2 separate regions of the Homo sapiens genome follow, and region 2 is linked to region 1. Evidence: chromatin loops called from intact Hi-C (ENCODE). Cell type or tissue: IMR-90. All regions are shown on one strand.

Region 1 (2,500 bases):
GACCCTTTCACCCTTTCAGACATTTTTCATAATTTGGTATGACTTAGCATAAGTGATACAAGCCCTGTGATTCCATGTGAAGACCTCATTTTTTTATTTTTATTTTATTATTTATTTATTTATTTATTTATTTATTTATTTTTGAGACAGAGTCTCCCTCTGTCACCCAGGCTGGAGTGCAGTGGCGCGATATCCGCTCACTGCAACCTCTGCCTCCCAGGTTCAAGCGATTCCCATCCCTCAGCCTCCCAAGTAGCTGGGATTACAGACGTGCGCCACCATGCCCAGCTAAACCTTTTTGTATTTTTGGTAGAGATGGGGTTTCACCATCTTGGCCAGGCTGGTCTCGAACTCCCGATCTCAGGCGATCTGCCTGCCTTGACCTCCCAATGTGCTGGGATTACAGGCGTGAGCCACAGCTCCTGGCCCACGCCTCATTTCTTAGTCCTCCATCTAAGAAATATACCCAGCCTCCACACCTTCTAAGCAGAGGACTTTCCTCAAAATATCTAAAAGATGAATTATTACACATCCAAACATTCAATTCAGCAATAAGAAATGTCACAGGCCAAAAAGAGTCCCACATTCCGGAACATCAGAAGCTGATAAGCATTTTCATCTGTTTTGGACTAATTAGTAAGCTCAATATTTCGTTATGGTCATTTTGTTATGAATTGAGAGTGATTCTTGAGTATAACCACATGTGATCTGAAATCATCTCTTCCTCCTTGGTTTTCCTTTTTAACTTTGCATATCTAATGCCTGTATTGTTACAATCAGAGGAATTTGAAATCAAACACAACCTCAGCTGGTTGTTAGGAATCCAGGAGGAGAGAAGGGAGGGTGGCCCCAGGACTGCCTCTGAGGCTTGAGAGGTTGCAATCCACTGGCTTCAGGCTCAGTGAGACAAGCTGTCTGGCTAATGGACATTCAGTCACTTTGATTTTCTCTTTGAAAATATGTAGCCGGAGCCAGTTTAGTCACCCCAGGGAGTCTGTAGCCTCAATAGGGAGACAAATTAAGGAAATGTTGGCTCCAATAGTAATTAGCTTGCCAGTCTTTATTTTTCAACTTTTGTTTATTTTCTGATAACGTGACCGTGACCCCTGGCATCACTTATTACAGGTCAGTGTCAGATGGCCAGGTGTTTCATATTACTTTCAAGCTCCACTAATCCATAGATCAGCGGTTCTCAACCTTGCAATTACCTGGGGAGCTTTTTTAAAAATGCTGATACTGTTGCCTTGCCATCCCCAGACGGGTGGTGTGCAGCAGAATTCATATTTTAAAAGCCCTCCAGGTGATTGTAATGTGCCTCCGGGGTTGGATATTACAGCCAGAACACAAATCTGCACGATCAACTTTTAAACACAAACATGCTTTGTTCATTTCTAACACTGCCCATATAAAATATTTCAGGAACATTGTTTGGTTTTTCTAAGATATCTAAGGCATTACAACTTCTAATGCTTAGGATAGACGTCCTGGTCAACTTCAGGAAAAATTAGAGCTTCATGCCCCCATGTGGCTAATCAATAATATTGCACCTTTAAAATCTGAACAAGTTGAAGAAAAAATGTTAAGTGATACCATCCTAGGCTTTTCCCAGAAGTGTGACCACAGCATTAGTTGAGAGGATTGAAAACATGCAGCGACATCTACCCCAATTTCTAAGTAAACTGTTAATGTAGCATATGTGAGATTATTTGTAGCTCCATGTTGACATTATTGTAGACAAATTACAAGGTGGATGTGAACCCGTCATCAGAGTAGGTTTTATGTTCCAGGTCTACATATACAAAAGGTATGAGTCCTTGTTTATCTTTAAACCCTTGAGAGCTGTATTGAAAAGGTGATGTAAGGTCCCAACCCCACATATCTGATTTTGTAGAGAACTGAATCATAGTAATACCGACAATAAATAACATAAAAATGAGTACTGTGAATAGAGCTCTTAACATAAGCTGGGCACTGTTCTGGGAACCTACATATCTTATCACTGGCTCCTCGTAGCAGCTCCAAGTGATAGGTGCTGTTACCTTTTTACCGTTCAAAGAATGGGCATTCACAGAAACCATGACTTGTCCAATTTAAAAGGTACTAGTTAGCAGCATCAGTATTCAAGTTCTGATCATGTAACTCCACCAGCGCCTACTCTCCTTACTACCATGCTGTGTACTTCTGCGTCAGAGGAGCTTCAAGTCTTCTGGATAATGTTAATCTTGGTTCACTGTGTTCTGACAGTTCCACAAAGGAACAGAAAACAGCCCAGGAATTTGCATGTAACAGGTCACTCCGCAGAGCTTCTGCCCTGGAGCCTGGCCGACAGATAGCTCTCAGGTGTTCTCAACAGAATTCCCAATAGCAGGCTCACTGCGTGCACCCACTCCTCCAAAACGGCCAGCTGGGACCCAGTTGAGTTCGTGGTCTCTTCGCACAGCAATCTGAAAGACCTAAGGCAAGTTACTGTCTCTCTCTGGATCTCACTGTCATCTACAAA
Region 2 (2,500 bases), 360 kb before region 1:
ATCCTGTATCCTCATCCAATTCCTCTAACTCTTCCTTGGCTTCAATCTTAGCTGAGGCTGCAGCAGCAGAAGGAGCAGCTGTGGTGGCAGTGGCCACAGGGGTAGCAGCCGCAAAGGCATATGGATCAACCAAGAACACCTTGAACTTTCCAGCAAGTGGGAAGGTGTAATCAGTCTCCACAGACAAAGCCAGGACTCATTTGTACCCACTGATGGTAGAATGGGGTACGGAGGCAACAGCTGGATAACCAATCTGCAGACAGACATTGGCAATGTTGCGGACACCCTCCAGGAAGTGAGGATTCAGAATTTCCTCTGTGATGTCAAGCACTTCAGTATTGTAGATGCTGCCATTGTCAAACACCTGCTGGATGACCAGCCCAAAGGAGAAGGGAGAGATGTTCCGCATGTTCAGCAGTGTGGCTTCGCTGGCTCCCACTTTGACTCCAGTCTTGATCAGCTGCACATCACTCAGGATTTCAGTGGTGCCCAAAGGTTTTAGTGATGATGCCTAAAGCCTGGAAAAAGGAGGTCTTCTCAGCCTGTAATCCCAGCACTTTGGGATGCCGAGACGGGCAGATCACCTGAGGTCATAAGTTCGAGACCAACCTGACCAACATGGAGAAACCCCATCTCTACTAAAAATACAAAAAAAAAAAAAAAAAATTATCCAGGTGTGGTGGCACATGCCTGTAATCCCAGCTACTCAGGAGGCTGAGGCAGGAGAATCGCTTGAACCTGGGAGACAGAGGTTGTGGTAAGCCAAGATCGTGCCATTGCACTCCAGCCTGGGCAACAACAGGGAAACTCCATCTCAAAAAAATAAAAAAGGAGGTCTTCTCAAGGATGGCCTGGCACAGTGACATCACATGGGGCAATGGCACCAGCACAGGTGGCTCCTGGCACCTTACTGGCTACCAGCATGTCCCTGATCTCAGTGAGGTCCTCCTTGGTGAACACAAAGCCCACATTTCCCTGGATACGAGGCAACAGTTTCTCCAGAGCTCGGCTGTTTTCCAGGTGCCCTTGGATGGCCTTGAGCATCATGGTTTCTTGCCCATCAGCACCATGGCCTTCCCTCGGAGGGACTTGAGGATCTGCTGCATCTGCTTGGAGCCCAGATTGTCTGCTCCCACCATGAAACATTTCGGATAACCATCCAAAAGCTGGATGATCTTAAGGAAGTAGTTGGACTTCCAGGTCACCCTGTCTTCCGTGGGCATCACGACGGTGCGTCAGGGATTGCCACATAGGATTTAAAGACGATGTCACTCCTGCGAGGACACCTGGTGAGAGAAAAAAAGATACTGTTTACAGGTGACAATAGCTCTCATAGCCTAGCTCCTGATGCTGAGTGCGAAGATTCTAGAGCCCAGTGAAATATCCTTTAGTGCTCCAAGAGCTATTGCCACCTGTAATTACCTGGGAGGACAAGAGATGGCGCTGTGAGCTCAATAGAAAGAGAAGACAGCAGGCCCTGAGCCATCTCCCAGCTGATCAAAGGCCACCAAAATGCAACGCCTGGGATTTTTCTGATTTCCTTCTTCATTGCTTTAGAGGCTTTCCCAAACCCCAAATAAATGCCGATACCAGAGTACATAACTACATAGAGAATTGTTTTCTTCTCATCCTCAGGAGGGACTCAGCTCCCAAACATACATGACATGAAACTGCAAGGAAAACTGGGCAAGCCCTGTGAGTTTCCAGTTTTGCTGGAAAGGGGACTAGCAGGGATTGGGGGTTCTTTGGAAAGCTGTGACTGTCATAAACAATAGCCTGGCGTAAATGACAGAATTGGGTATGGGTGAGCGAGAGAAAAACAGATGAACCAAAACAAAAAGCAAACAACAGTAATTGGCACCATACATCATTGCTGAGCTCTTGGGAGGATCTAAATCTGCTTTTCTGCTAGGAACACATTTGTATCACTTTGTCCAGCTGTTCACAGAAAATCGCATCACTTTGACCATAGGATCACTCCATTTAAAACTCTTCTGTGACAAAAATCTCATCCAGCCTCAGTCCTTTTATCAGTTTTTCAGTCACATTTTCTTTCTTTCTGCCATGTTAGGGACAGAGATGCTCCCTTGGAAAAAGGAAAGCGATAACTTTTCTGAGATAGGGTAGAAAGTAAGATGATGAAGGAAGAATGAGCCAATTTCAGATCTGAGGTGGTGCCAACTCTTGATGGGCTTCATGTGCAATTCATGTGAATTACGATTAGATGTTTACTCACAAGAGGCTCTCCTGCCCCAGGCATATTTTAACTATAATCCTAATTTCCACCTTCACCCTCTTACCCCAGACTGATTAGCATGCTTATCAAAATAAACATAATTAGGAAGATGAAGCCATAAGGCCAAACACATTAAATAATGCTTTCATATAATTTACAGCAATGCTTCAGAACAAGCTTTCTGCCACGTCATTGTGATCAAGAGATTTGTGTGATGAAGAAATATTTGTATCCCCGAAGGAAGACCTTGGCATCCCATTTCTC

The links. Hi-C counts contacts between places; a loop is a spot of excess contacts. Peaks named below come from ENCODE experiments on the same cell type or tissue, not always from the same donor. Only the 100,000 strongest peaks of a DNase experiment are listed, where the experiment ranks them.
Region 2: it touches region 1 in a loop (7-fold over the local background); 86 of 110 quality-filtered maps call a loop at or near these places.

The regions. Positions count from the first base shown.
Region 1 is chr18:59,458,578-59,461,077 of GRCh38, reverse strand. All of the region lies in intron 5 of CCBE1 (collagen and calcium binding EGF domains 1), which reads left to right. Among named protein-coding and RNA genes, the nearest start is that of LMAN1, 100 kb to the right of the region's middle. In IMR-90, a CTCF peak has its summit at 1,516 (motif pointing left); a DNase peak (open chromatin) is centred at 1,497; H3K27ac peaks cover 897 bases.
Region 2 is chr18:59,822,748-59,825,247 of GRCh38, reverse strand. It overlaps the pseudogene RPLP0P12. Among named protein-coding and RNA genes, the nearest start is that of PMAIP1, 76 kb to the left of the region's middle. In IMR-90, a CTCF peak has its summit at 1,432; a DNase peak (open chromatin) is centred at 1,447.